Linked DNA regions of Homo sapiens: region 2 is linked to region 1. Evidence: chromatin loops called from intact Hi-C (ENCODE). Cell type or tissue: psoas muscle. All regions are shown on one strand. Links, peaks and the distances in the headings refer to the core of each region. The heading gives the core; the rest is flanking DNA.

The links. Hi-C counts contacts between places; a loop is a spot of excess contacts. Peaks named below come from ENCODE experiments on the same cell type or tissue, not always from the same donor. Only the 100,000 strongest peaks of a DNase experiment are listed, where the experiment ranks them.
Region 2: a loop joins it to region 1, with 2.2 times the contacts of the local background. A loop is called at or near these places in 2 of 110 quality-filtered maps.

Annotation. Positions count from the first base shown.
Region 1 is chr5:74,282,803-74,294,550 of GRCh38, reverse strand. It overlaps LOC124901004 (a long non-coding RNA gene), which reads right to left and starts at 137. Exons shown (of 2, transcript XR_007058821.1): 1 at 32-137. In psoas muscle, for the core only: no CTCF peak of the experiment used is centred there; a DNase peak (open chromatin) is centred at 5,550; H3K27ac peaks cover 4,706 bases.
Region 2 is chr5:74,364,896-74,376,643 of GRCh38, reverse strand. It overlaps LINC01331 (long intergenic non-protein coding RNA 1331), which reads left to right. Exons shown (of 4, transcript NR_197436.1): 3 at 7,123-7,290. Among named protein-coding and RNA genes, the nearest start is that of LINC01333, 49 kb to the right of the region's middle. In psoas muscle, for the core only: no CTCF peak of the experiment used is centred there; DNase peaks (open chromatin) are centred at 6,283, 8,523 and 9,323; H3K27ac peaks cover 874 bases.

The DNA of each region.
Region 1 (11,748 bases), core at 2,171-10,170:
ATACAGCACAAGATGAGTAGGAAAGACTTACCAGTGGGCTGGGTGGCTGGTAACCTTCGTGAGAGCTGGCTTTCTGGAACATTGGAGGTAGATGACAGATGGCCATGTGTTGAGGAGAGATTGGGAAGTGAGAAGAGGAGGTGGCAAGCTTCGTCATCATAGGAAGAAGGCGAGAAAGCTATGGTGGGAGGGGAACAGAGAGAGTCAAGGGGAATTTATTTTTAAAACAGGACAGAAAGATTTTAAAAGATGGGTAGGTCGAAGGGGTGGGGGAGGATGTAATTTCTGAAGATAGCAGAGAGGAAACGATTTAATGAGTAAGACCTTGGCAGAGGTGGGTGGCAGGGTGAGGCTTCAGGTTGAAACCAACTTTAAAAAGAAGCAGGGACCCTTTCTCTGAGACTAGAGGGGATTAATGAAAGATGGGTGGTGAGATGAATGAGCTAGGAGGTTGACTGGGTTGGAACAAGAGACGAATGGAATTATACTAAATAGAATAGATGTGTCTGAAGAAAGGTAGCAACAAGAATGATAAGTTCCTGAACCACAAGCCACATTAAGCCAGATATGGTTCTGTTTTCTCAATCTAAGGCTTGAGCTGGTCTTAAAACTCAGCTGGGCCTGAGACTAGACCCAAATAGTTTCGGTTGGCAGGATTATTAGGCTGCCCAGGATCAATAAATATTAGAATGTACACATTGAGAAACATTCTCAATCAGCTGATATTTATGGAATGACCTCTATGTTTAAAAGCATTATAAATTCTTGGGAAACCGATTTTCCCAACTTGCCTTCATGTGTAAATTTAATCCCACCCTTAGCCTGTGGCATAAACTGGTGCAAATACAGAAACGTGGATTAGAAATGGTTACATGCTAGTCCCTGGCCTTCTCAAGATTGTGTTTATAGATGTTTATACTTTGTTAGAGTTGGCTTTGGTAATAAGCACATCATATAACAAAGGGACTCAGCCTCTAGCAATCTGGCTTGGCAACACTGAGAGCCAATTAATTAGAAGTTAATTTAATAACACTGCTTTTAAATCATCCACGTGATATGACAGGATTCTGGAATTTTTGAAGCAATAGGCATTGTCTAGTGAAAATGCAGGTATGCGTGTATTTAACAGTGTGGGTGTGACGGCATGGGTATTCAAGTGTTCTATAAACCTTTCCCAGTGGTTGGAGCACTCCTCTGTGTTTGGGAACTGAGAATGGCTGATTTCTTCCCAGGGAGTCTTGTTGGTGTGAGAACTGCTTGGCTTACGTGGCTGGATCTCATATGAGGTGGATGTTGAGGTGGTGGGAAACAGAGGAAGAAGGTTTGTACGAATGCTGCAAAGCCATGTGTCCCACATCAAATCTAAAAGGCACTGGACCAAGGCTGCCCTCATTTGCCCCAGGAGCTAGCAATAGCTCACTGGTATTTGCCTCCTTGGAGGCATCTGAGAGTTGGCTTCTTAAATATTTAGAAGCAAATACTTGGAACTTGGCTAAAGTATTTCTGGGTCTTGTGTTCCAGCCTGCACCACGGTTTATACAGGAGGGTCTTTGCAGCCAAAATCTGAGCTTGCAGAGGCAGCGTCAAAACATACTTTCACATCTTCAGACTCCACACACCTTTGGCATCTTAAAGTAGGCATTTGTTTTAAAATGGCAAATGACATATCATGAACTTCAAAAAAATTCATCATGTAACTAATAAAAATTTGGCATAGTTCCTCTGGGAAGCAGAGTACGGAATGCAGGTGCCTGGGGACACATACTCCACAATAAGATCCTCTAAGTCTGTAAGCTCCATTTTTTTTTTCTTAAGGAAAGAAAATAGAAACATTGAGCTAGAGGAGATCGTTAGAGGCCATTTAGTTTACCCTAGTGAAAAGTAAGAAGAAACAGCTTGCACATTACAAGTGCCCCTCTTTCCAGACTAGCCCAGGACCTGGATGGAGAAGGAGCTCTGTCAGTGTTTTCTGAATGATATATCAGAAATGTAGACTGCTGAATGCTACTAATATTGGATGAAAATATCTCCAAGTTTCCTATCAGTTAAAGCAAACAAAACAAAACAAAACAAAAATGCTATATTCACGAGTTCTTGTTTTTAAAAAGCATGCTGTTTCACAAAGAGAAATGTCCTGAGTGCTGAGAGCAATTTATTGCATGGGTTATTCTATGATGGGCATGGTAACAACTAGCTATAAATGTGGCTGTTTCTCACAGTGGCTCTTAATAAAAACACTGAACATGATCTGAAGTCATAATGATGTGAAGGGATTCTAAAGAGAATTTAGTAGTACAGTTTGGCTATGTAGGTCTTTGGTGGTTTGATTCGAAGGATTAACTGGCTGACTGGTGGCATTTCTTCCTGAGTACCTAGCCTGGATGCCAGGGAGGACCCAAAGCCACATGATCAACATAGGGCACAATCAAGGATGCTCATCTTGCTCAAATATAAGAAACGAAGGAGAGAAAATGTTGAGCATTTTAACTGGTATTTTAAAATTCTACATGTTAAAATAAACATGGATAGATTATGATGTATGGTATATAACAAACAATCAAGAGGAGATATGTATATATATATACACACACAAATATATATATATCTATATATATAAATTTATTATTATTATTTTGAGATGGAGTCTTGCCCTGTCACCCAGGCTGAAGTGCAGTGGCACGATCTTGGCTCACTGCAACCTTCGCCTCCCAGGTTCAGGCAATCCTCCTGCCTCAGACTCCTGAGTAGCTGGGACTACAGGTGCATGCTGCTGCACTCAGCTAATTTTTATATTTTTAGTAGAGCTGGGGTTTCATCATGTTGGCCGTTTTGGTCTGGAACTCTTGACCTCAGGTGATCTGCCTGCCTTGGCCTCCCAAAGTGTTGGGATTACAGGCAGGAGCCACCGTGCCCAGCCAAGAATATTTTTATGATGAAATCTCTTTGAAAAAATTTCTTTTTTCATCAGGTCACTTCAGGCTATACCTATAGATGTTGTGATAAATATATTCTCTGCTGACCCTGGGAACGATTTGATGGAAAACGCTGAAAACCCTCTTAAATATATTCTTTTATGTGAGCTTTTAATAGGAGTTATATGGCTGACAATTCAAATTTGGGGTCCCCAATCAGACCTTAAAGAGTAGACTTTGTAGATTAAGAAAGGAACCCCAGATCTTTGTCCTAAGCAGGCAGGCAGAAAAAAATGAGATTTTGTTGTTAAATGAACACATCCCCCGTCTTTTTTCTGAGCAAAAAAAGCTTTATTCCAGCCAACACACAAATGCTAGCATACCTAGGCACGCCTGGATGGAGAAATAGGTGAGCTGTGAGTTATAGATCCTATTCTAGTTTAAAAATCTATGTGATTTAGTGAAGGGTTTTGCATTTGCCTGCAATAGTCTTTGCTGTCATTTTAACCTTTACACTAAAAATGGGTCTTCCATTGAATTACTTTGAGTTATTGCCAGGGTTAAAGAGCAGCACTAGAGTTTCAAGCATGGTAGAGGCTTCTGTTTAAAATGGGGAACAAGTTTCATTCCAATCCAGGGACACAAAGACAGCAGAGTTTGCTGATTTTTATTACTGTGGCAGCTCCTTTGTAAAACTTCCCATCCCTTCTCCAGCGGTTTCCTGTCACATACTTGGAATAAAACTCACAGTCTTGCCCATAGTCCACAAGGACCTATGGGATCTGTGCCCTTAGTCCCTCACTCACTGTCTGGCTTGCTCCTCTCTAGCCATGGTGGCTAATGGCTCCTCATGTCCACCTCTGGCTCAATGCTCCACCTGGTGCCTCTTCCCCAGACACCAATAACATTGATCTCTCACCCTCAAGTACCTGCTCAGTTTTAACCTTCTCTCTGCAGCCTTTCCTGATGCATCATCCCTGTTCCCTTAGCCAGCCTGTTTTTTCCTTCAGAGCACTTATCACTACCTTTATATATTTCTTTGATGATTTGGTTTATTGTCTATCTTTCCCTAGTAGAATACAAACTCCACAAGGGCAGAGAATTTGTCTGTTTTGTTCACTGCTATATTCCATTATCTAGAACAAGACCTTGCCCAGAGTATAGACTCCATAATTATTTTGGAAAGAATAAGTTAATATTTAATATTCTGTTCATCTTAGACGATCAATGGCCAGAAAGAGGCCACTGTATGAAGATTGGCGGCCTGTGGTCAGTGTCACATGACTAGTAACAGCATTTGTGTGGTGAGAAGAGGCAGGGGAATAATGAGTTGAAACATTTTTAAATCTCCTCTTACGGGAGAAAATTCTGGAGAATCAGGATCTTTAAGGAGGATGCTAGAAATAGAATATGGTAGAGCCAATTAGTACCTTGGGAGATGGTTCTGAGACTTTGCATCACCAGGGATCTCTTTTTAAAATCTCTCCCATATATTTTGTCAGATCTTTCTATTAAAACCCTAAACTTTTTCAGTAGTTCATTGATAATTTTCACTTTTGTTAGGTAAAGTCATATGCAGCTGCCAATTAGAATGCCAGACAGATTGAAGTAAAATAATCAGAATATCATGAGACTATGAGATAATTTCTTCCAAAAGCAAGGGCAGAGCTGGTGCAGCCTCAGCTCCAATAATTAGGTGCTCCCCACTGGACTCTCCAAGATTTTAAAAATAGCTCAAGGGCCCCCTTGAGCTATTTAGCTCAACGGAAATGCTGTGACTTGCCCAAGATGACATAGCAATTTATTGGCAACATTAGGCCAGAATCCTGGTCCTGTGACTCCCATGTTAGTGCTCTGGTGTATTAAAGGTATAATTTCCCATGGAGCCTACTCATATGGTAGCTCTGTTTGAGTTATGTACTTAGAGGCCAAGGCAACAATAGCTCTTATGTTGATTAAAGATATACTATATCTGTGCCAGATGATTTTCCTAAATTTGATCCAATTCTCAGAATAACCTTTATAATAGGTGTCACTACCCTCATTTTACTACAGAAGAGTCACAGAGGCCGAGTGATGTGTTCAAGGGTTCACAGCTAGAAAGTAGCAGAGTCAGAACCTGAACCTGGGTTTTTCTGCTTTGAAGCCCGTATGTTCTTCCTTACACCTTGCTGTCAACATACCCAGAGCCAGGTTCCTGTCCATGATTCATCTGTTAAGAGGTTATGCCCTGGAGCTATGATAATTTTCGATTATTTGGATAATGGAACCCTTCTCCCAAGTTGGTAGCTTCCCCAGAACACTGACTTTGTAATTCACTGCTTTCTGCACCACTGGGAGAAAAGAAGACAGTTCGTAGGAAAAATGTTGAGGAAGGTGGGTGGAGGAGCCTTCAGAGAAGGATGATCTCTCAAACTTAGGTTATTTCTATCATCACCCAAATCCTTACAATATTCCACAGCTTTTCTATCTCCTTCTATAGTTCATCCTCATCCTGTATACACATAGTGTATTATTTGTGTCACCATGACCTGGAAATCTTTCTGTCTGGGAATCACATTTCCTGGCTATTTTTAAAGATTACAGAATTTTCTCTCTCCTATGAGCTGCCTCTGTGAGCATTGGCAGATGGGGAGCATCTTGAGCCGTGGTCACAAATGTTTAGAAGCTCTAAAGGTCATGTCTATTGCCTAATGAATATTTGGTTTCTGATAATGGACTTGTGACAAACACCTATCATTTGAATACTAATTACAGTGATTTATATTGAATTCTCATTGGCTGTCTTATGAGATGATGTTCCGGAAAGTCCCTGGTGGGTGAAAGACATGGAATCATGTCTGGCATTGAGATGTTAAAAGGAAAACAGTACACTTTGTTCTTTTGGCGAGCTCCCATTTAACTGACAAATCTGTTGAGCTGGAGAAGCTTTGTTTAAGTAAGAAATAAGGAATGATTTAATTCATGTAACAGTCTAAATATGATATTTCCAAGACAGGCTGGGGGATGTCTGACCTCTTTTCTCTAAAGAAGAAAGTGTAGTCTGGTGGGAAAAGCATGAACTTTACAAACAGAGAGACCTGGATTTTTAATTCCAGGGTCACTGTTCATTATTATTATTGCTGTTGTAAGTTATAATAATAACAATAGTAATATGTCTGTCTTAGCTGATTTTCCTAAATTTGATCTGATTCTCAGAATAATCTTTATAATAGGTATCATTACCCTCATTTTACTAAAGAAGAGACACGGAGAGTTTACATTGCACATATAGGTAGTATACTAAATGCTTGCCTGAATTATCTTAATTATTACAACAATCCTATGACTTATTATCAAATAGTATTAGTCATCTCTATTTTACAAGTGAGGGGACTGAGGCTTAGTGTATCGGTCAGGGTACTGGGAGGAAATAATTGAATTCAGATGATTCCAATAAGGAAACTTTAAAGAGATGACTCCTTGTAGAGGTGGGGCAGGGATAAGGGAACCAGCAATGGATGTTGAGGCACCCAGAGACTGCAGCCTTGGCACACTGTTACCACCCCTAGTGCTGGAGGGACAACCGAAGGGAAGAGTGAGTGGTGGCATGTTGCGGGGGGTCAGGGGGCTGCCTGGTGGGAGCTGACATACAGGGATGCTGCAACAGCCGGAAACGTGTACCAAGTCAGGGAGAAGCGCAGAAGAAATGCCTCAACCTTTGTCTCCTCCTCCCTCTGATCTATCTGTGCTTCTTGTTGACTAAACCCAATGGGAAGCCAGAGGGCAAGAGAGAGTGATGATGCTTTGCAGATCAATCCCAGGGCATAGGCAGATTAGAGGATCAATGCGTTCAGAGTGTCTTTATCCTGAAGAAACAGGATGGACCCCATTTGGTTTGGATATTGAAACTGATGATGCCACACATATGCCAAGAGGGTATGAAAGGCTTAACTCACATAACGAGGCTTTCTGGGAAGAGCATGGCAGCCCCTAAGCAGGTTCAATAATAGCTTAAGAGAGCAAGGAAAGGAGACTAATATGGCAGGGTGAGGGTTCTCATACATGGTTTAAAATTCCAGCCCATACCAAAGAGAAAGTACCCAGGCTTTCTAATCAGCTTGTCAAGATGGGGGCTGGGGGTGGAAGAAGAGGGAGGAGTGAGTCTTACAGGCTGTCAGCAGTCAAACATCAAAACTGGTGTTAGATCCATTCTAACAAGGTGGCAGATGGAGATTAAGCAGCAGAGAGAGATTCGATGGAGATTAAGCAGCAGAGAGATTCATTAATTAATGATTAATAACTTTATCATTAAGTGATTAATAGTTAATCATTTGGTTTTCAACCCAAGTCAGTCTTTGGCCAAAACTTGTGCTTTTAACTATCACAGTAACTGACTTTGTGACCTTGAGCAAATTACTTAATCTCTCTGAGCCTTGACTTTCTCATCTACAAAATGGAGATAGTATCTGCATGCCTGACACACAGCTGGTGTTCCGTTTATGGCAGTTACGATTGTTACCCTTTTGCTTCTGCTGCAGTTGTTACTGTTCTGGAAAGCCTGGTGTTCTAGTGTCTCTGAGAAAAGTCTGGCACAGATTTGACTCCTATTTCTCTAAGCAGCATACCCTGTGACACCAAGCTATTACCTTTTTCTTAAGACCAGGTTGAGAGACTCATCTTACCAAGTCAATCAACAGACAAGTTTAACATCTGTCTCCCTGGCATATGTCAGAAAAGAAGGCTGCACAGCCTTCAATCATTCAGATGCCACCATGATGTAATGGAGTTGCTGAGAAGTGAAAGGGGCCTCTCTTACTTCATCCTTGGCTATTAACTCTGGAAGATTGTCTTTCTAAGATGCCAGGAAAAGAAGGATGTGAGATGGGCAGATTTGTTGTCCAGTGTTCCTTTAATGTCATGTGGTTCTAGAATCTTCCATTTATTTAACACTACTCCAGTTCATCTACCTCATGGACTAGGAGGTGCTTTGCACGTAGTATCTCCTTGATCAATCTTTGCTGAATTAAAGACTGATTTTTTGAACCAATGGCATGCCAACTAAGCTACTGATGGCTTATGTGTTTTTTTTTTAAATGCACCTAACAAAATAAATTATAGTGAAAGTTTCAGATAGAATTTTGCTGGCAGCTACCTTTTCACATGTGGGAACTGAAATCACTTGTGAAAAATCCCAGGTCCCCAGACTTCATGCAAACAATTGATCAATTAGTTGATGACACCAACCCACAGCGTGGGGATAGGTATGTACCAAGCCTGCAAATGCCAATTCTTCCAGCCAGGGGACTGGGGCTGTTAGTTAAAGATAATCTGTCAAAAGGCTGTAATAGGAACTTTTTGGGGGATTTCAAAAAATCATCACTGAAAAAAAGAAAAATCCTGGCATATGTCCTTTAGCCAGCAGTCCTGTTGTGGATAAGAACAGATGCTACCCTGGCTAAATAAAAAGCACAACATGAGTCTTTTTCTTCCTGCTTTTTAAACCAGAAAACACCATCCATTGCAGGCCAAAACAAGACAGGTGGCATCCATTCGAATTGGAAATGAGGTGCTGAGATAATAGACTGTGGGATCCACCGTGGCCAGCCTTGAGGGAGTGGCTCCCTGTCAGAGGCTCATTGTTTTTCTCTTTTAGTGAGCAGGCTGTATAAAATGTACAGCTCCTGATGCCACTTTGATTCCATAAATTGTATTAATTGTTCTTTTGTGTGCCCTCCTTTGCACAATTTGCTTTTGATGAACCACGAGTGCTCATTGTGACTGTGCAGGGCTGCCTCGAATGGAGACCCTGGGCTTCCTGTGAAGCAACATGGGAACAAGTGGTTCTATGTGGGATGATTCCCAAAGCGTCTGGAGAGTTCTGGAAGTGCCTGTGCCACCTCCCTGGCACAGCCCCCTGTGTATGGGAAGCATTAGGGCCAGGGAGTGTAGAGTTATAGTTTATGGGTGAAGACAGCTATAGAAGCTTCAACCACCACTTGTCTGGAAAAGGCAGAATTGTGGGGGGGTGGTGGTGGGGTTCAGGTGGGCTATGGGCCTCTCTGTCCTCCTCATTATAGGATGACACTCTCAGCTGTCCCTGGCTACTCTGTTCTCCCAGTCCCTTGCTTCCTACAAAGTAGGGTGGGGAGGTTTGGGGGCTGGGGGACAAGACCTATGTTTCACATTTTCCCCCTTTCATACTGTTTCTCATCTTTATATCCTCAACCCCCCCCCCCAAAAAAAAACAATAAAGTGCCATGCTTTCTGGCACTCAGGGCTCAGTGAGGGGTTCCTAAATTGAAGGAAAGCTCTGAGTTAAAGCATTAATGTCTCTCCGTGGATTAGTCTATTTACCAACCTGGCTAACGGTAGCTTTTGTATTTTTACAACATAGCTGTGCTTATAACCAAGGTAGGGTAGGGTCAATTTCAGTCATCATGAAAGAGCTGGTTTGGGAGCTATTTGGGAGCAGGAAGTATCTTTCCATTTTCAAAGCCTCTCAAATTAAGCCACGAAGAGCCCGTATTAGGCAGTGTGGCCTCATGGGAAAAGAATGGAAAGATGATGGGTATAAAGAGGTCCAGTGTTTCCGTATCTTTTGATCCAGGAGTTGCAGCTCTAGGAATCTGTCTTAAAGAAGAAATATTCAGATGCAGACAATGCTTATGCATGAAAATGTTTATTGCAGTGGTATTTTTTCCTGCTGGAAGATTAATTAGTCTAAGAGCTAGTCACATAATCCTTTTGAGTGAGAAAGCTGCCTTGAGTCAGGTGACAACTTCTGGGGTAAAGCTAAGGCTTCATGAATATGCCTGATGAAGCCTATGAAGATGAGTGTCTGGTGAGGGACAGGAACTGGACAAAAAGATAACAAAAGTATTCTGTCCATGATGCTTACGGTTATCGAGGGTTTAGGAAGAGACGATAGAACAGACAGAGGGGAGAGGATGAGGAACAGAGCATCAGGAAGCAGGGTGGCATAGGAGCTATTTAGAAATGTCAGGGTTTGCTGGGCAAATTGAAGGAGTGTGTGGCCTGCTGGCATCTATCTGTATAAGTTTATTTGAATGAGGGAAAGATAAAGGAAAAAGGAGAAAACCTGGGTGGGGAAGACAAAGTGGTACCCACCTGGTCCATGGGCAGACCTCATGGGCCTAAGAAGAGAGGTGATTTTCCCGGAGGAAGTTTAGGGCTTTGTTACTCAATGTGCGTTGCTGGGACCACCAGCACAAGCATCACCTGGGAGTGAGTAGACCCACCCAGGACTTCATGATTCTGGATCTGCATTTTAACATGATCCCAGATGACTTGTGTGCACATTGATGTTTGAGGAGTGCTATCCTAGGAGACACATGGTATCTGAATACATCTGAGAGAGTGCAAAAGAGCAACCTCTCCTCATGTCTGCTTAAAGCTTTCCCCAGGGTGGGACACAGAGTATGGAAGAGAACCAGTCAGGACCTTGAGGTCTCAGGGAGGGAGGAGTGGCAGTTAGAACACAATCCTCAAGAGGTTTTTCAGGTGGTGGAAACCAGGTGACAGCAGCTGAGAGAGAAAAGTGGGTGAGGATTGAGAACAAGCATGAGATATGGTGGGAGGTCTCAAAAATATCATTGGGGTTTGAAGAAGGCAGGGATCTCGTGTCACACACGAGCACTCTTTGGGTTGGTGCTGTCAATACCACTTTAGATCCAGAGGCTGGAAAGGCCTTAGGAAGCCTTGCTGGTCTGTGTAGTTAGTAGAATCTTTTCATAAACAAAGAATATAGGCAGGGGAATACTATATAATCATTTATATTGGTTTTAAAACATGATTAGGAAAAAATAATGGAAAGAAATGTACATTTATTTCTGTGTGACTCAGATTTCACCTTCATACATACTTGTACTTTGCAATTTTTTTTCCGATGAAGATAGGTAAATATAAGTATCAAAAACGCAGCAAAATGTAAATAGTGCCTGCTTCTGAATGGTAATGGTGTGAAATTCTCCCCTTTTCTTCATATTGTTCTGTGCTTTCCAAAGTTTCTCTGTGAACTGGTAATACTTCAGAAGGGAAACAAAAAGCAGCACAGATGTGGAATCAGAAGACCTGTGATCCAGGTGGACACCTGCCCCCAATAGCTAATAGCCTAATCACATGTGTTCTACAGCCACTGTGACCTCCTTCAACCTCTCCTTGCTCATGTGTAGACAGACACAGTCACAGACCCTAGCAGCTGCAAAGATAGTGTATGCGGAGGACTTCGTGAACTGGTAAATACTACACAAATGTTAATGCTAAGGCTGGCTTGGTGAGCCATGAGGTCCATTCCTTGGAGCTCTTCCAACTCCTCCCTTGGTCCATCCACCCTGTGGGAGGTCAGTAGAGGGTGTCTACCTCAGACTGGCTTCAGGGAAAGCATCACAAGGGGTCTTTCTTTTCTACAAATTAGTGGAATATGTGAGCCCAAAGTTCCTCTTCCCCTTTAGCCAATTTGACCGAGGTAGAATTCCTGAACTTCTCTTAACAAATGCCACCTGCTGTCTGTCAGGCAGGAGTAGCATCTCTCATTAACATTGTTAGGATCTGGTCATAATGCTTTTCTATGGAGTTCTTACCATCTGAATGCCAATGTGACAGTGGCATTCTTTAGGCCTGTTCTCTGGTTTACTTTATGAAGAATTATTATCCAAATCTCAGAGTAACAATAACAACAATAAAATCAATAAAGATATATATCTGAAATCTTGAAAAGGTCTTTGAAATAGCACTATATGTAACTGACAAGCAAAATTTTCTATGAGGTCAATTCAGTATACATGGAAGAATCATCTTCCGATACCCACTGAAATGTTCTGCTAGGGCTCTTCAC
Region 2 (11,748 bases), core at 2,583-10,582, 82 kb before region 1:
AGAGATTCTGGTTAAATAATTTTATTAGTTGTTTGGGGTGTCATAACAAAATACTGCAGATCTGGTGGCTTAAACAACAGAAATTTATTTTCTCACAGGTCTTGAGGTTGGAAGTCCCAGAACAAGGTGCCAGTCCTGGTGAGGGCTCTCTTCCTGGTTTGCAGATGGCAGCCTTCTTGCTGTATTCTCACACGGTGGAGGGAGAGCTCTGGTATCTCTTCCTCTTCTTATATGACCACCAGTCCTATCAGTTAATCAGTTATAGCCCCACCCTTATGACCTCATTTAACCTTTATCACCTCCTCCCAGACTCTCTCCAAATACAGTCACATTGGGGGTTAGGGCTTTAACATGTGAATTTTTGGGAGACACAAGCCTTCAGTCCATAACAAAAATATAAATCTCTTTAATCTTTTTGATCTATAAATATCAACTGTAAGGTTGAACAAATTTAGAGTCCCACCAGCAAAGCAGTGGGATTTCAGCACACTTTTCTCAATGTAGAGCATCACCATTAAAGAAAAAGAACCGTAATTAATTTGTTATTGGAAAAGTTGTAACTCATGGCTTTAATTTGGATTTCTTTGATTCCTAATGAGGGGAACATTTTTCATATGCTTATATGCTATTCATAGTTTTATTTCATGAATGAACTCATCACGCTTTTGGTACTTTTATTTTTTTTCGGCTTACTAATTTGTATGAGCTATTATAGAGTAATAATAAATTACAACTGATGTTACTTAGCATTTACTATCTACCAATATTGAAGGCAAGCAAATAACATATAGATGCTCCTTCAAATGTTCATAAAACTCTCTGCATTATGCTTTAAACCCCCGTTTTAAAGACAACAATCCTGAGACAGAAAAATTAAGTAGATTTCTTATAGAAGTTTATGTCTACTGCATTCAAATTATATCTGTGATCATTGCTCTGGTCCTACTGTGTTTTGGTTCTGTCTTTGGTAACACCTATTATTTGCAGATTGAATTTCCTTTCTTTGTGCTCTACATATATCATCTTCCCATTTGCCTTAAAAAATAACACATTTTTTTGGACCTCCCTCCCCCTTTTATCTTCTGTTCAACTCCATTCTGCACATTACTGGTTAGATTTCCCAAGGTCTGTTTTACTGCCCTCAGGGCTGACTTCATTTCTCATATTGTAATTTCAGCCTCCTTATCTCACCCAGCTTCCTTTTCACCTGGGTTTATTGTCTTTACATTCCATGGCGTTGTCTTTTCATCTCATTGCGTTCTTTCAGTTCAGCTTTTTGGCTTTCTGCTCCTGTTTCAGAGAGGCCATATCTTCTTAGATCCTACTGAAAATAATAAAAATATTTCATACCATTTTCTCTTTTTTTTGATAGCAAATCATTTTCAAAGGTGTGTTCATCTTCTTGATCTCTGGGATATTGTTCCCTTTCCCCTGAGGTTTCATACTTTTTTCATAGGCCCTCTATTTAGTTTGGTGTTTACTAATCCTTAGATTAGACAAGTTCCCTCTGCATTCAGTGTTTGCCAACACACAGATTTTGTGGCTCTGCTGTAGAGAAATAAGATCTCACTCTCTTGCTTGATTCTTTGACACTTTGAACTGAGGGAGTTGGTGGAAATTTAGAAGCCCGGCACACACTGCTGTTGGATATCTTAGAGTCTTTTTTCTTGCTTATGTAGCTTCAATATGAGGGCTACATCCACTAGGATGTAGAGCATGATTCTAGACCCCGACAACTTCCTGCTCGTTGCTTTCAGTTCACAGATGCAATAGAAAATGTGAGTGGGGTGGGGTTAGTGGGAGAGGATGCGGTGGAGAACAGGTGATTGGTGTTTTACTCTGGTACCTTAGAAATAAGCACTTGCACAATAGAACTTACTGTTCAGCACTGACCTAGGCCTTTGAGACAGGGCAGACAGGGGAAGGACCAGAGGCCATCTCACTTTCTTTGCCATGTGTGGGTTTCCCTGCTTCAGGAGAACACCTGTAGCTTGGCCACTCACTGTTTCTCTGAATCCACCTTCTGCTGTCTTGGAGTTGGTGAAAATGTTTCTCCACATTTTGGCAATTTGTATTCACGCTAATTTTGAATTTCATTCTTTAAAACATGTAGTGGGGAATGTATGTATATTTACTGGGAAATTGAGAGAGGTTGAGTCATGGACTGCTAGCCAGGTGTCATTGTAAACTGGAAGTTCTTCACACTGATATTTTTTTGTTTGACAGTTTACTCCCAGACACTGAGCTTTGTCTGGATGTGCATTAGTGGCACCATCAGCATCTGATCATTTCTTGACACCTCATTCACCCACTTATCCATTGCCAGGTCTTTTTGCCATGGGTCTTGTGTCCGTGGTCTTCTTTCCATCCCCACCACTTCCACCGTGGCTCAGGCCTTCACTGTTTGCCATGGTGTCATGTGGTTGCTGGCTGCCTGGACTGGCAATCACCAGCCTTGCCTCCTTTTCCATGCTTCGTATTACTGTTAAACACACTCTTTTTACTGCCGTGGGACAGTATCATGGGTTCCTAAAACTGCTCAGTGGCTCCTCTTTGTGATTCTAATAAGTTCCAGGTTAACATAGACATTCTAGGTACCTCATGACCTGTACCCAACCTACGTTACCAGTCCTAACACCTTTACTCTATTCCTGTACCCTTTGCTCTTACTCAACTGGCTTATCCTCCATTCACAAGCATGTTCTACATTTCCCTGCCACCACCCTTCTACTTACGTCATTCCTTCTACTGTGCTGGGATCTGCTTCTCTTTTATTTCTCTTTGCAGTAATCTTAATCATCTTCTAGAACCCCATTAAATGCAATCTTTTCCGTGAGGCCTGAATGCAATATCTTCTTTCTCTGAGCTCTGAAACTGGATCATCTATTGAATACATTCTGCTTTGTGTTGGAGTTTGTGTGTGTGTGTGTGTGTGTGTGTGTGTGTGTGTACTACCTGCTACCTCCCCTTCTAGATTGTAAGTTTTTTGAAGTCCCCCATCACATTTTACATTGGTTAAGCTATTCTATTTTGCTAAGCCCTAATTTCCTGATTAAACTGAGTGCAATAGTAGTGCTTAACTTCTAAGTTTGCAGCATTGTTAAATGGAATAAATCATCTAGAGTGCTGAGCAGAGAGCTTGACATACAACAGGTCCTCAACATTTATTGGTGGAACAAATAAATGAATGAGTCTTCTCGTTTTCTCTTGAATCCTATATTATTGCAAATGCAAAATGTTTTCCTATCCTAAACTTTGCTAAATTTGCAGGGCCCTCAGTACTAGTTGCATTCCACATTTTTCTTGAGCATTGCCAGAAAGTTTAGGGGCAAGAAGGGAATGATCAAATGTAACTACCATTAGTGAAAACCACAGGCACTGAACAGCTGGATAATGTGAACAGACAAGTTCAGCTGAATCTCCAGAAATGCATCAATCATAGGATGATGGCAGCTTTTGGGGAGAGTTAAGAGATGCTTGAAAAGGAGCCAGAGTGTGGAAGAAAAAAGATGTTTAGAGTTGGGTTTTCAAAACCAAAGTCTTCATCATGGCCAACAAACTATGGGAAGGTGGCAAATGTGTGTAAAAAGACCTTTTCATTTTCTTGAGTTCTTTAGAAAATTGGAGAGTTTTGTTTGGTTTATTTATTTATTTATTTTTGAGCAGCTTAATAATAGAAATTGCCTCAGGGATGGCGTCTGCCATTGCTTTTCAAATGCAATACTGTTCTCCCTCCGGGGATTGTGCTGCAGAGGCTCCTGGAGTGAATATTGCAAAAGCCACTAATAATACTCCTTCTCAGGTAACATTTTCTGGTATAAAATATCTTGGCTTAATATAGTCTAAAAACATTGAAGTGTAATGTGGCCAACACGATAACTTTCTGAAATACAATACTATTGTCCTTACTTCTGTCTTGGTTTCTGTGGTGTCAGAGGCCCAAAATGAATCAAGATGACAAATCCTTAGCTAAGGCAATGTAGAAGCCACCATGGTACTGTACAGGAATTATAGTCTCTTATTTTTCCCGGGAGAGAAAGCATGGAGTAATGTAAAGAACACTGGATGAGTGTCAGGATTCAGCTTCAGGAGGGGAAAGCCAATAGACTTGGGCCCAGCACTTAACCACTGTGCGCCTTATCTCTTAATTGGAAGGAATTGGGCTACAGGGTCTTAGGGGTCCTTCTAAATAAGAAGTTTTCAATTCTAAGGTTTCTTCTGTCTGGAGAGGAGCATATCATGATGGATTGGTCTCTGGAATCAACAGGCTTGGTTTTGAACTAAGAGATCTTCGACCAGTTGCTTACCCACCCGTGGCCTCATTTTTCTTATATAAAAGATGGGGATAGTGATATTACTTGTATCAGTTTGGATATGCAGCTGCTGTTGATTTGTTGATTCAGCTGCTCCACAGGAACCCACGCTCTTTTTGATGACTTCACCATCTTTAATTTCATCTTCATGTTTGTTGCCTCATCTTATAAAAAGGCACCAGCCTCTCCAGGTATTAAGTCTTCATTCCCATCAGAAAGCAGGGGGTGGGAGTGGGAGGTGATAGCAGGATTTTTTTTCAAGTATATGCATGGGGAAAGGGTCTATGTTCTAGGGCTGCTTCTTCCTTTTCTCTGAAAAGGAACAACTTTTCCCAAACTCCCACATGACTTCCCATTGTATTTTATTGGCCAGAACAGGACCACAAGACTCCTCACCTGTGGGAAGTTGGAAAAGTCTTTTTCAGCTTCTGTGATAGTGGTTAAGGGAGAATGGGTTGGAAGTCCTTTGAAGTCAGCCAACAAACAGGTTTGCCAGTCCGCCCCAGGTGACGTCAGAATGTCATGAGGTACGTGTAGTGGTTAATGCTGGTTGAGTGCTTAACTCCCGGGTCACGGCCTGACCCAGAGCCAGCACTGGATAACTGTTAGTTACCCTTCTCTAACAGTCTATTCTTCCCTTTGCACCTGATTCAACCTCACTGCAGTAATTTTCAACTTTATCATATGAGAATCCAGAATCCTTGATATTTGGCACTAGAAGCCCCTTGACTTCTTTCTCTTCTAGTAATGCACTGCTTTCCTGTGCACTGCTCATGATAGCTTTAGTGTCTTGTCCAGGAGTGTGCATGTCTTAAACTCACAAAAGGAAAGCTGGGTCACACAGCAAGGGAGGCTGAGATTGTCCTGTACAAGGTGTTTTGCCTGAACAAAGCCACGGGCCATTCCTTATGCATGGGGTACCATGCTTTTCACGATGACCCTGTTCTATTCTGACCTTAGCAGTCTGGACCAGAGGATGGTGCCTGACTCAAAAGGCAGCCAGTGAGAGGCTGCAGTGAGATTTCTGTCCAATAAGAGAGGTCCATAGAGAGTAGTAATTAATGGAACTAATCAGTCTCTCTGTCTTAGTGTCACTAAGTGTCATTCAAATATGCCAGATTTTAGAGATGTGCATAAGCTAAGAGGCACGTAGAGAGGAGACAAGCAAGTAGATGGCACAAGAAACGGAAGCTGTGAGAAGGCAGAAGCCATGAGATGGATGCATTTGTTGAAGAGGCCTTAGCATCTGAACAGAGAATGGCTGACTTGCCATTATGGGAGGAACAGCACATGCTGTTGAGGGACAAGATCAGATCTCTGGAGCTGCTGCTTTGCCTAGGGTGTTGCTATGGCCATCCTGTATCCTGGAGCATGCCCCAGTTCTCCCCTGGCTGGGCTGCCATCTTTCTTGCTCCTCCGGGCCCCCTCTATGAACCCCTTATTCTGAAGGAATGTGCAAAGATCTCTGATCTTGGTAACTATGGAGCCCCATTTACAAAGGAATTCAAATAATTTAGGCACAACTGAGTTGTCCTGTTACTAATTAGAGTAAGAGAGGGTGGCTGATGTGCAGACTTCTTCCACCTGGCTGCCCCTCATGGAGCAGCCACCCTCATGGTAGGAGAAACCTACTCAGCAAAGATGAGCTGCGATTCTATTCTGTGCAGGCCCAGGGCCCACCAGCTGGGCACCAGGGCCCTGGCCCCCCATTTGCTGGCCAGAGAGTCTCTTCAGAGGGGAATTCAGGGGAGGCTGCCTTGCCACCAGACAATGGCTCCGTTTACATAATCCTCACTAGGCTGTGGCTGGTGTAATTCAGTTATTTGATTGATTTTATATTGTGTGATGCTGGAAGAAGTGAGGAAACAACAGGTTTTTGGCTGTACCCTCTGGCCTGTTCTGATCTGTCTTGTTGGCTTCAAGGATTTCACGAAGCTTTGTGCTGCTGCCAACTGTCTCCCTGGGTGTTGTTCACAGGCAGCATCCTGCTTCCCATGTGCATATCTCCACAGAATCCGTAGGAAGTGGGACCTAACCCTTAAGTTGCCGGCTCGTGGGTGGGGCATGCGGGCAGCAGAGGTTTGCGTGGAGTCTTCAGTGGCCCCACATGTTGCAGAGTTTCTCAAATGTTTAGTGCTCAAGCTCCATCTTGTCCCTTTATCCCCAGGAGAAATGGCTGTGTATTGGTTTGATTGGAATGATCTCCCTATGTCTGGCAGCTCTAACACAAGTTAACACAGCTTTAAAAACCAGTTTTCTTGATGTCTTGACACAGCAGATTTCCTAGTATGGAATTGTTAAGCCACATTTCAACTTCATTTCCAGGCATGTGTCTTCCTGTTTGTTTGTTTGTTTGTTTGTTTTTTGAGACGGAGTCTTGCTCTATCTCCATGGAGGCTGGAGTGCAGTGGTGCCATTTCGGCTCACTGCAACCTCCGTCTCCCGGGTTCAAGTGATTCTCCTGCCTCAGCCTCCCGAGTAGCTGGGACTACCGGATTATCGGCACGCGCCACCGTGCCTGGCTAATTTTTGTAGTTTCAGTAGAGACGAGGTTTCACCATGTTGGCCAGAATGGTCTTGATTTCTTGATCTCATGATCCGCTCACTTCAGCCTCCCAAAGTGTTGGGATTACAGGCGTGAGCCACAGTGCCCGGCCCTGTTTGTTAACTTGAAGGTTCTGCCATTTCTTATAGAGCCTCCATCTCTGGCATTTATTGTTGATACGTTGTTTCTTTTACTTTTTGTATGTTTATTTTTTATTCAAGTGAGACTCATGTTGACACATTTTGTTTTTCTCTTTTCTTTCAGCTTTAACCAAACTTGAGTAAGAACTCCCTGACTTGGAAACACTCAAGTTTCCCACACATGACTGGATGGCCCTGGCCACACTGGGAACGGAATGGGGGCCTCCCATTGGAACTCAGGGTGGAGGGGGAAGCTCGACCAGCTATTGTGGCCCCCACTTCCATTGACAAAGTAAGTGTTGCAGACGTGGGTGGGTGGGATACAGGGTGTGGGGGCTGGTTAGTGCCTGGCATCTGGAATTAAAACCTAAACACATTTCCCTTTAGAAACAATATTATTCACGAGGGCCAAAAGCCCACTAACCCCCCCAAGAGCTGAACGCTACGGTGTAAGTTCTATTAGTGATTTTTAATTCTGGCTGTGCATTAAAATCACCTGGATGTGCTTTAAAACCCTGCATGTGTTCCTCCAGCAGAGGTTCTGATTAAACTAATCTAAGCAAGAACCCAGGCATGCGTACTTTTTAAGTTTCCCTTGGCCATGCGCGGCGGCTCATGTCTGTAATCCTAGCGCTTTGACAGGACGAGGCAGGTGGATGGCCTGAGGTCAGGAGTTCGAGACCGGCCTGGGCAACATGGTGAAACCCTGTCTCTACTAAAAATACAAAAATTAGCTTGGCACAGTGGCACACACCTGTAGTCCCAGCTGCTTGGGAGGCTGAGGCAGGAGAATTGCTTCAACCCATGAGGAAGAGATTGCAGTGAGCCGTTATCATGCCACTACACTCCAGCCTGGGTGACAGAGTGAGACTCTGTCTGGAAAAAAACAAACAAACCAAAAACAAAACCAGTTTCCCTGGAAATCCTAATGTGCAGGCAGGGTTGAGAGCCCTGAGATTTTATATCTGGGTCAGGACTAGGCTGAGGCCAGAGAGGTGCCTAGGTACAAAGTGTCAGGAGGTGCTCGCTCTTGGAGCCGTGCAAGTTGGCCCACTTTGCAGGTCACATTAGGAACTTCGTCAGCATGGGAGTCAGTGTCTTGGATGGAGATGGGTTTTAGTTTTAAACTTACCTATTGTGAAAAAAGTCTTTAGGGCACAACCCATTTATAATTTGGTGATTTCTCCCTTCCTTTCTTCCTGCTTCTTTTACTGTCACACTCTTTTAACTCCTCTCATTCCAAACCTCTCTGCCTTGTTTTTACTCTCTCCTCATTTCTAGCACTTTCTTCTCCCCCTGCCTCCTCCTCCTCCTTTTCCTCCATCTTCTTTTCCTTCTCTGTTCTCTTTCCTCTGAGGGCGGCTCTTCCCTTTCTCTCTTCTTGTGTACTTTGGCTATTTTTGTTAGCCACATTCCCTTCTCATTATTCCAGGCCCGTTCATGTGTCCTGGATCGCTTTCTGTTTTTCTCCCTCCCCCAGTCCCTCCACTCCAGCACGCCCACCATTGCCCCACCATTGGCCAGTCTAGGACAATTCTCCCAAGGCTCCTCCCAAGCCCACACTGGCTACATCAGCCTCCAACAGTTGTTCATGGACCTTGCTTGGCCCTTGGTGACACCAGATGGATTTTTTATGTTGGGAGTGTGGGTGAGGGGGTAGTTCAGGAGGAGGAAATAAAAATTGGTGAGGATAGAGAGATTAAACTGTCACTCTTTTTCGCCCTGAAGCTACTTTGAGGAGTAAAGAGAAATGCCTGTAAAAGTTTTAGGCCTTGATTCATGGCAGAATTGGGAGGCAGGTTCCCATCGTGCCACCCATCCCTGGCAGTAAAGCTACCCAGGCTAATCTTTTGACTGTTTGTACCCTCTAGGTTTCCTTGAAAGATAAACAATTCTATCATCCTTTTCCTCAGTCAGCCCCCTCCAGCACTATTGGCACTTCTGCAGTTAGAAATAAGCTGCTTTGCATCACAAATGGGCCAGATCTTCAGAGCTGGGCCAGCAGCTCCTTTTTCTTGTGTGGGAAAGATCAGAGTAAGGAAAAAAGCCCAGAGCCCAGAAACATCAAGCTGGAACCGTTGAAAGGTTTTCTTCCTGCCAGACTTTGTCCAGACAGGCGGATAATGCAACATCCTTGGGAATTTGTCCTGGAATGGTCTGAGTCTTGTGGGAGAGGAATGAGGTGCTTGTCCAGGACTGTGCTCTTTTATCCACAGCTGATTGCTGTCACTTTGGTGCCTTGGCCTGTCCTCATGCACCCGGTTCCCTCCTGTATCCCAGGAATGCAGGACAGGGTGAACACACAGTGCTAGGGGAGGCCCAGCTGTAGGCCTCTCTGCTCACTCAAGGAGCACAGCCTGGGTGTGTCCACGCATGTGGGACTGGTCTTTGGGACCAACCACTTAGATCATCCAATTTTAGGGTGGCATTAACAGGGTATCTGGAAAGAGGCTGAGATTGCCCACAGCATGCCTGTGAGAGTGAGGGCAGAGGAGGTGGGACCAGGATGGCATTCACTGCACCAATCTCCTGCTGCACGAGTGTGATAGAGAAAAATGAACAGACAGCCTGTTGGGCTTTGAGCAGGCTGGCCAAGAGGGAATGGACATATTTTAGCTGAAGGGTACACTGTCTTTCCCTGTAGACAGGGCAAGAGAATAGAGAAGCAATGTTAGGTGGCAATTGTAATAATAATTACATGGTCTTCATGATACATGTCTTCAACTCATTTTCATATGCACCTTGCTGGAGCCTGCAGATAAATACCACACAGCAAAGTACTCTTATCTCTTATCCTCATATCACAAGAATTCAGAGTGTCATGTGACTTGTCTAAAATTTATATTGCTAGTAAATTGCAGAGCTGAGTCCTGTCTTGGCCCATACCTTGAAGTGTCCTGCTTAAGTGTCATGATATTGCACACTCTGGAGTTTCAGCCAGCTGCTTTGGTGAAACCCACATTGGATGTCATCAATGGAGTCATACAAATGGGTAAAATAAATAGGCAACTTAGTGAATTTGAATTCAGTGTGGGTTGGGATGGTCATTGCAGGAGGGTACTAGAGGGGCAGAAGTGGGAGTGGCAGGTGTTCTTCTCAGTGGCATTTGCCAGGTATAGATTAGGGCCACAATGTGTCCACTGTGGTCAGTCGGCAATCCTCAGGAATGGGGTCCAGCTAGGATGGGAAGAGCTGCCATGGTCTAGGGGAGGAAGCCTGAATTTTCAAAGGCTAGGGCTAGGGTTTCAATGAGAAACTGAAAAGATGATGGGAAACCAAGGCCCACATGAGAAGACGGTGAAAAATCTAAGCCCTCCTCATGGGGGCAGAGTGTGAACATTAGGATCAGATGCTTTTGTGGCATCTAGGGGCTGAGTCTGTCTTATTTCCCAGTAGACCCTCTTCTCTAGTAGCTATGACAGATTGTACTTTCCAAAGATGGCTGCAGTAATATCTCCCATCTCACATGCTTATTTTACACTGTAACTTTAACACTCCTCTCATGGAGAGGTGGAATCTATGTTCCTTCCCTTTGCATCTTGACATGTTTGTGACTGTGGAAGAAGTCATGCTATATGTCTTCTAAGACTGGGTCAAAAATGGTACCATGGTTTCTACCTTACTCACTGGAATGTTCATGCCAAAGCCCTGAGATGCCATGTATGCAGCTCGACTTCTCTGAGATTGCCATGCTGGGAGGAAGCCCAACTAGTCCATATGGAACAGCCACATGGAGAAGCCCTGAGACTGCATGAAGAGAGATATCTGGCCAGTCCCCAGTTTGTCAGCTTCCCCACTGTTTCAGCTCCCACCACCAACTGACTTCAACTGCATGACAGACCCCCAAGCCACAGCCACCCAGTAGCTTCCCAAATTCCTGATCCAAACAAAATATGAAAGATAATAAAATGATTGCTGTGGTTTGAAGCCACTATCACTAGGCTGGTAGTTACCAAGATTTGTTATTCATCAATAACTGGAACCATGCAGAACCCAGTTCTTATGGCCCACTTGGTGCTGGGATCACTGGGAACAGGTATGAACACCTGGGCTGCATTGGGATGAATAAACCCAAGGTCAGACCCTAGTGCTTGCTTATGTTTGGAGAAAGCCCCATCCAGCAGGGCATCTTGTGAGTATGTAAAAATTCAAGAAGGTCCAGTTGGCTAACATTGAGAAGGTTCCAAATGAGAGTGCAAGGTATCCCAACAGGAGGTGGAATGTATTAGTATTCAGATATCCAGGCTCATTCAGCCCATGCATCAGGCTGGTATGCAGGGACAGAGACCAGGTGTGATAGTGATTCTCATGAGGTGTGGTTAAGTATTAAGTGAGGCAAATCTGAGCACGCAGCCTAGTTCTAGCACATAGAAGCTTCTCAACAAATACTGAGCTATTCTGATTATATTATTTTAGACTTTTTCTTCTTCAAGAGGTTGTTGTTGCCATTATTGTTACTATTTGGCCTACCAGTGTAGGCAGAGCCATGGTTCTAGAGAGTCGACATTAATAAACCATAAACAAAGACCACAGTGTTCCTATTCAAAGCCAAGACTCATAACTCTAACAATTCAGAATTCACAGCTTCCAAATGATACCGTAGTAGTTCATTCCATTCCTCACTGAGGTGGGAAAGCAGATGTTCTTAATGTCTCCAATTTCCAGATGAAGAAACTCCAATTTCCAGATAAAGCCCAGAAAATCCACTGATGTCTGAAAAGCTTACAACTAAGAAGCAGCTGAATCAGAA